2 separate regions of the Homo sapiens genome follow, and region 1 is linked to region 2. A link is a contact called in ENCODE Hi-C or POLR2A ChIA-PET data. All regions are on one chromosome and are shown on one strand. Each heading gives the region's core, a stretch centred on a gene start or an enhancer-like site at or near the end of the contact. The rest is flanking DNA. Distances are from core to core; before and after follow the strand shown.

What was found. A loop is a pair of places that touch in the nucleus more often than their neighbours do. ChIA-PET counts read pairs that join two places held with the same protein, here RNA polymerase II (POLR2A). Pooled maps may share reads with other maps.
Region 1: a loop to region 2 is called in a pooled map, with 4 times the contacts of the local background. The contact joins two enhancer-like sites. A Hi-C loop is called at or near these places in 2 of 50 pooled maps. POLR2A ChIA-PET finds 5 or more read pairs at or near these places in 3 of 52 experiments (H1, OCI-LY7 and activated T-cell).

What each region holds. Positions count from the first base shown.
Region 1 is chr3:15,646,546-15,650,641 of GRCh38, reverse strand. It overlaps BTD (biotinidase), which reads right to left. Exons shown (of 4, transcript NM_001370658.1): 4 at 1-4,096. Among named protein-coding and RNA genes, the nearest start is that of BTD, 47 kb to the right of the region's middle. RefSeq lists a silencer at 2,706-3,000 and an enhancer at 3,427-3,960. Within about 2 kb of position 2,846, at least 26 of the 41 ENCODE cell types and tissues checked have a DNase peak (open chromatin) inside an H3K27ac peak, as active enhancers do.
Region 2 is chr3:15,465,057-15,469,059 of GRCh38, reverse strand. COLQ (collagen like tail subunit of asymmetric acetylcholinesterase) reads left to right here. Exons shown (of 17, transcript NM_005677.4): 12 at 2,623-2,719. Among named protein-coding and RNA genes, the nearest start is that of MIR4270, 29 kb to the left of the region's middle. Within about 2 kb of position 1,644, at least 6 of the 41 ENCODE cell types and tissues checked have a DNase peak (open chromatin) inside an H3K27ac peak, as active enhancers do.

The DNA.
Region 1 (4,096 bases), core at 1,597-4,096, 180 kb before region 2:
AGGGGCAGATGAAGCCTAGAAGTCATGGCCATTGTTGCAACTACACGAGAGTCTGTCTGTGGGAGAAAATGATAAAGAAGAGTGCAGAGTAGAGTGTGATACTGTGTCCAGAGACACCATTTGAGCCCCTAGATTCAGCAATGGCTGAAGAGAATTTATTCTTAGACTCCCCAGTTACGAGTTAATATATTCTTTTTTTTTTTTGCTCAAACAAAAAGAAAAAGATGAAGAGAATGAGAAGGAAAATGAGAAGAAAAGTTATCTACAAAAAATTATATATGCATGATGCCTAGAGTTCATATATTGGTAATTTCATTTTTAACGGTGCAGCTGTTATTCAGATTTTTGTTTTACTTCAGTACTGAACACAAAAATAAAAAAACTTTCCAAACGGAAATAATGTTTCGTTGTGTTTTTTCTCAGCCTGTCTGAGAAACATTCTAAACATTCTTTGTGACTACCTATTCATTCATTCATTCATTCAGCAGTCAGCAAGCATAGAGCAGATTTTGTAAGCCAAGACAGTGCCATGCTGAACGCTGCAGAGACAAAAGATGAATAGGACACTGGCTCTGGTCTTAGAGGGTGGGTCTCCGTGGAGTCACGATAAAGATGCAAATCCAAGACTCAGCACATATTTGCATGTGGGCAATTCATTAATATCTCTCTGTCAGTTTTCCCCATCTGTAAAATAGCTGTAGCAAACCTTCTTTAGGGCTCATGGCAGTTAAGGGAGACCATTTATGTGCATCCAGCACAGAGCTGTCACTCACTACTAGGTGGCTACTCTAGGCATGGCTCATGTTCCGGCAGAGGGAACTCAGATAAATAGTTCAATGAGAAAGGGCTCTGTGAACTGGGAATGGGAAACACCAGTTCAAAAAGTGGAAGAGTCACAAGCTGTGATGAGAGAGTAGACCTTGAAGGATGGATGAGTGTTCATCAGAAGACGCCATTTCAAGCAGACAACAGTACAGGGGCCAGACTGTGCTCAGCACACTGGAGGAGCTTAAAGAAGTAGCTATGGCTGGACCAGAAACCCAGGTTCACAGTAAGGGCCATCATGTGAGCTCAGAGGTCAGGCGGAGCTGAGGCTGTGCAGAATGTGAACTTTGGCCTGAGGAACAGCAACTGTTGGGAGGTGAGAAACGGGAGAGCTGTGATTTGGATTGAGCAGAGTGGCAGCCCACCTGCAGGATGGTACCCAATGAGGTTCACCTCTGGGCATCTAACACCCTCTGTCTCTTTCCATAGGGAGCAGGGCTGACCTGTGTAACTCAATAAGATGGTGCCAAATGATGCAGTGTGACTTCTGAGACTAGTTAATAAAAGACATCATGGCTCCACCTGTGCTCTCTTGGATCATTTGCTTCAGGGGAAGCCAGGGGCCACATCATGAGGACACTCAGCTATCCCTATGGAAAGACCCAAGTGGTGAGGAGCTGAGACCTTTTGCTAGCAGCCAGCACCAACGTGCCAGCTGTGTGAATGGGCCATTTTGCAAGTGATCCTCTGTATTTGTTTCCTAGGTCTGCCATATCAAAGTACCCTGAACTGGGTGGCTTCAAACAACAGAAACTTATTGTCTCATAGTTGTGGAAGCTGGAAATCCAAAATCAAGGTGTTGGCAGAGCCATGCTTCTTCTGAAACCTGCAGGGGTGGGTTGTGTGTGGGGAGTTGTTTCTTGCCTCTTCTAATTTCTGGTGTTTGTTGGCAAGCAATTTCTGGTGTGCCTTGTCTAGTAGAGGCATCCCTGTGATCTCTGCCCCTGTTGTCACATGGTCATCTTCTCCCTGTGTGTGTGTCTTCTCCTCTTCTGATAAGGACATGTCATATTGGATTAAGGGCCCAGTTACTCTAGTGTGATCTCATTTTAACTTATATCTTCATTGCATCTGCAAAGACCCTATTTCCAAATAAGGCCACATTCTGAGCTATTGGGGGTTAGGACTACAACGTATCTTTTTTGGGGAAGACGCAATTTAATCAATAATATTCTCCAAATCCAGTGAGGCCTTCAACCGGCTGCAGCCTTGGTTGATATCTTCACTGTCACCTCGGCTGACATCTTGACTGTAGCCTCATGAGAGACCCGCTTTCCTGCCCCACAGAACTGGGTGAACTAACAATGTCCATGCTTGTTTTATGCCATTAAGTTTTGGGGCACTTTGTTATGTGGGAATAGGTAACTAACATTCAAAGGGAGGTTAGGGAATGAAAGACTGAAGCCAGGAGACCAGGACCTTTCTCTGGCCTGAGAAGGAACATGGCCTCCCAAGCAGTCCCACTCACAGATCTTCAGGCCACATCAGCTCTTGTCTCAAATCTAGGCCTTTGTGCACAAAACATTTCATACTTTTATGCCTATTTTGTCCTATATAAATCCACTTTGTTGAGAAATTGTTCTTTGAGTGGTCATTTCACTTGAGCGGTTCTGAGTTTCATTGAGAATCAAGAGCGGCCGACTCACCATCGGTCCTCTCTGAGGAGATCTTCTGTGCAGGGACACCTCCTGGGCTACTAGCCAGTGCTCTGATTGGCTGGCCTTGGGCTGGGTGCCTCCTCCTGGTTCAATATACCATGGCTGGGGGGTGGGGGCACAGGTACCAAGCAGGGCCACCTGTGGGGAAAAGTGGCCTGGGTGGGTTTCCCTCAGCAGGGGCTCTGGACAGGCCTGTGTCTTGAGAGCAGACATGGTGGGCTCTGGGACTTGGCAGTCTGTGAGGAGGCCTGGTTTTTTCCTCTCTAAGAACAGGGCTTTTAAATCCAGTGTGAATACAGCTCACTGTGCCTCTCACTTCCCGTGTGAGAAAAACCACAGAAAAGCACAGCTGCACCTACATGAGAAACCACGCAAACCAAGCCACTTCCCCCAAGTCTGGTTTAGCCAAAAATGCATTTGATTTCCTGTCTCCATGTTGTGGTCAAGATTGCCATTTGCTTCCTGAGTTTCAGGATCACAATCGACAAAAACATAATCACAACCATTAGTCATAGATATATTTTTTCCCTGAAAATGATTTATTTTCCCGTCCTCTACTTTGTTCTGTCATCTGGCAGCTACTTCTTTTAATTGTAAAAATTACTTTGTTCTACCACCATTAGTTGCTTTTCCCCTCATTTCTACTTCACGAGCAATTCATTCTAAATTGTTGGTAGAAAATAACTCAGGGAAAGTTCGTGGTGCTCTGCCCAGAAGGGCAGAATGAGGATCCTGCAGGTGCTGATTAGATGTTTACTGGGTGAAGTAGTTCTGCCAAGTCTGTATTTAGCGCTGGCCTCTCTTTCTCAGGCTTATTTGAATCATCTTGGCATAAGGCAATGATATGCATTTTTAGGTAATTTCTGTCTCCCTGGGGTTTGAGGCAGGGAAGCAGACTGGGCGGTGGGTAGCCACATCTGGGGCCGCTTCTGGACTGCCAGCTCACGCCTGGTGGGAGCTGCGCTGGGCGAGAAAGCGAACTCCGTCATCTGGTGGGAGAGGTCCTGCTCCCCTTCCAGAGGGACTTCCTAGGGCGTGGGGAACCCAAGGCTTGCTCAGGAATTCCAAGTCCTTGCTGCTTATTCCCTGAAGACTTGACTCATCCCAGACCTTTCCGAGGGATCAGTGAGTCAGCAGGGGCTGGTGCTGGCTCTGCTTTTTCCCACATGGTTTATTCAACATGCATTCTATGAATAAAAAACCGAGGCCCAAGGTCTCCCCAGTGAGGAGTTAATGGTGAGGCCATGCATGGAAACCCCATCAGTCTGACTGCAGAATCCACATTGTTAATTGTCCTGCCTAAAAGCCAGAAAAGGATCTGGAGGCCTACACCGTGGGGGAATAGGGAGATCATTTCATTTTTCTTGCTTTATAAAATCGTGTGATGTTTAAGCATATACTGTTTAAAATAACTAAAAAGGAGTTCAAACTAAATGGCCACATTTAAGAGGCAAATCACTGAAGACTAATTATCCATTCTGTACTTAAAAAATGATCTGAAACAGCTACTAGGCATGCAGTCAAAATCCTTTTTTAAATGGCTTTGAAATATTGGACACAAATTACACAGAAATCAGTGGCCTAAAAATGTCTTCACCATATTGAGTCTGATA
Region 2 (4,003 bases), core at 395-2,894:
TTAGAAGCCTGATGTGGTATTTATTTTTATCATGAATTAATCTCCCAGCATAGTCTTACATACTCTTTGTTTGTTGGCCAGCAGTGCTGAGAGTCTCTGAAAGTTATTGTTAAGTCAATCCAAAGCCAAAAATCAGAAATTCAGAAGGAATTTCAGATAGTAATTTCTGTGCCAGAAGGATTACAGAGACCACTTAATCCAGTCTCCTCAGGTTATTCTCAAGGAAGCTGAGGGCCAGGGAGGTGGAGTTGCTTGCCCAAGACCCCTCCATGAAGTCAGCTTCAAAGCCAGGATTAGAATCCAGAGAGTTGAGTTGAGACCAACTTTCCCCACATGACTTCTTCTCTCAGCTACCTTCATGCTTCAGGACTTGCCTTCAGGCAAGCCCAGGAAAGCAGCTGTTGACTTTATTATAAAAATCTTCTCAGCCGGGAGTGGCGACTCATGCCTATAATCCCAGCACTTTGGGAGGCCAAGGCAGGCAGATCACCTGAGGTCAGGAGTTCGAGACCAGCCTGGCCAACATACAGTGACATCCCACCTCTACTAAAAAATACAAAAATTAGCTGGGCATGGTGGCACACACCTCTAGTCCCAGCTGCTTGGGAAACTGAGGCAGGAGTTGCTTGAACGCAGGAGGCAGATGTTGCAGTGAGCTAAGATCACGCCACTGCACTCCAGCCTGGGCGACAGAGCAAGACTCCGTCTCTCAAAAAAAAAAAAAAAAAAAAAAAAAAACTTCAGTAACTGAGAAACAATTTCCTTGAGAGAGATCACCCAACTTTGTGGCAAATAAGGAATAAAGAATGCCTTTCCTGGAAAGCTCTACTCAGTGAGTCCTGCTGATAGAGACGTGGCTCATTCTGAGCGATGGCCGATAAGCGGAATATTCCATTACTGCTGGTGTCAGAATGAAGGAGCATTTCCAGCTCCTTCAAGCTTTGGCACTTCCTTTGCTCAGAGCCAGCTGACATGGCCGTTAGAAAAACAAGACTGAACTGTGGCTATATTAAGATGTGTGACTTCCTTTGCCATCCTGAGACCCAGCTTGGTTACTGCAGGGAATGCTTCAGCTAGGCTGAGGCTTAAGAACTCCCTCCATAAACATGGAATCAGAAATAAACTCTGACCTCACGGATCCCATATTCAGAGTTCAAGAACTCCTTGCACATTACCAAGACGGCCCCCAGTGCCATGTGGACAAGGCAGCCGGTCACCTGTCACCGTTGTGGCTGGAAAGGAGTCCCAAGCCTGCCTGCTCCCCAGATTTGAGGAAGATTACATTTCATCAGGTGGGCAAGCCTGCCAAGGCGCAAGTGTAGTAAGAAGAACCAGGTCAAAAATGGCAAGTGTCAATCACTGCTCTGATTAGGCCTGAGGCAAGAGCAGACAATTAGCAAATTGCTCAGGGGAAGAGTCAATAGCATGCACCAGCCTTGGTTTCGGGGTGACTCCTAAGAGCAACCCTGAGGGAGAACAAAGAGCCCAGTCTTTGCTCTTGATACTCCCAGAATAGGCAGAAAAGAGGACACTCCATGTGGAACGGCTGTAGCCACAGATGTGCCCTTTTTAATAAACCAAGACTTAACTACGTGAAACAGATGGAACCAAGCCAGTTGCTGTGATAATTGGCTTGCCCCACATAGCTCTTCGTTCTGTACAAACCACATTTTCACATCTGAGATCTTTGTTAGTTTCACAGACCTATGTGGGTGTAAATTTACTGGCCTCATTTTAAAGATGACAAAACTGAGGTACAAAGCAATGACATGAGTTACCTGGAGTCTCAAGGTCAAGGTGAAACCTCTGGATTTACAGATCAGCAAAGCTGCCTACCATTGTGTTTCTAGCATCTTTGTCCTCCCTCATTTCATCTGGGGAAAGGAGGTGAGCTAGACAGATTCCAGCCCATAGGGAGTGTATGTCTCATGGGGAGACATCAATGAAATGACCACACAAATAATCCATATGCTATGATCTGGGATAAATGCCATGAAGGAAACAGGCTGAGTTATGAGAGCTTATGGTGGGGTGAACTGACTCCATCCAGGAAGGTCAGGGAAGGCTTTGCCATAGGGCATTTGAGCTGAGAGCCAAAGGGTGAGTGACAGTTAACTAGGCTAGGGGGAAGGAAGAGATTTTGGGGCAGAGAGAAGGGTCTTGAGAAGGGGGATAATAGACATGGTGCCCTTGAAGACCAAAAAGGCCAAAAGGCTGGAATGAAGCTGGAAAGCCTAGCCATGCAAGGCTTCGCAGGCTGCAGTAAAGAGCTAAGTCTTTATCCTGAGTGCAACGGGAAGCCAATGAGTGAAAATAGCTCATTTCTAGGCCTCCATTTCCTCATCTGCCCAGGGCCTAGAGTAGATTTGACTGGTTCCTTTCAGCTGCCATGTGCCACATTTGTAGAGCAAGAACTAAGGTCTACAAATTTGTAGCCATCACTATCTCAAATGTCACTTGCCCTAAGCTTATTAAGAGCTCGATGGTCAAGACCTCTGGAGCTGCATCCCCCACTGGGCTCTTGCTCCTTAAGTGCAAGGTGATCTCTGATTTGGTGATAAATGGGGCGGGAAGCTTGCTATGTCATGCTTTCATAACAGGCTCTGCCTTTCTCTCTGTCAGGGACAGAAAGGGGATAGTGGAGTTATGGGCCCACCAGGCAAGCCTGGGCCTTCTGGTCAACCTGGCCGTCCGGGGCCCCCAGGCCCCCCACCTGCAGGTAAGAGCTACACTGCTTCACTTGATCCACTGTTGGAGTACTGGCCAGCCTCCCAGAGAGGGCACAAGGAGATGCCAGCAGAGATGCCTTGTGTTTCAAGTTAGAAACTACCAGAGACACTCCAATATCTTTGTAATTTCTCCACGATTTAGCTCATTCAACTTTTATGCAAGAGAGATAAATGCCATTCTGAATTTGTTTTAGCATTCTGGAGAACAAATAGAGGACAGAAAAAAAGCACATTAATGATGTCATTTATACCTTAAGTGAAAAATAACAGGAACATATTTCATCAACTAATACCTTTTTCTAGATAAAAGTGTCATGGCTCCAAGCAATTCTCTTAAACCTAGAAGTAAAGGTGACATTGCAGGTTTTTTCCAATTTACAGTGTTATAAAAGAGTCCTTATTTGTTTGCAATAGCTAGAGAAAGAGGCTGGGCATGGGTGGCTCACGCCTGTTATTTCAGCACTTTGGGAGGCCGAGACGGGCAGATCACTTGAGGTCAGGAGTTTGAAACCAGCCTGGTCAACCATGGCAAAAACCGTTCTGTTTTTGCTAAAATACAAAAATACAAAAATTAGCCTGGCATGGTGGCACGCGGCTGTAATCCCAGCTACTCTGAGGCTGAGGCAGAAGAATCACTTGAACCTGGGAGGCGGAGGTTGCAGTGAGCTGAAATTGTGCCATCTCGAAACTCTGTCTCCAAAAAAAAAAAAAAAAAAAAAAGATGTAGAAAGAAATTACTAAAATAAAATAAAAAAATAAAAAGTTGGCTGGGCGCGGTGGGTCACGCCTGTAATCCCAGCACTTTGGGAGGCCGAGGTGGGCAGATCACGAGATCAGGAGATTGAGACCATCCTGGCTAACACGGTGAAACCCCATCTCTACTAAAAATACAAAAAATTAGCCGGGCGTGGTGGCGGGCGCCTATAGTCCCAGCTACTTGGGAGGCTGAGGCAGGAGAACGGCATGAACCTGGGAGGCGGAGCTTGCAGTGAGTCGAGATCGCGCAACTGCACTCCAGCCTGGGTGACAGAGCGAGACTCCATCTCAAAATAAATAAATAAATAAATAAATAAATAAATAAATAAATAAATAAATCAAAATATAAAGTCTGTTATTGAGAAGGGCATAGATACACTGCTTCCTTGTATGTTGTTTTCAAGACGGAGCCTTGCTCTGTCGCCCAGGTTGGAGTGCAGTGGTGCGATCTTGGCTCACTGCAACCTCCACCTCCCGGGTTCAAGTGATTCCCCTGCCTCAGCCTCCTGAGTAGATGG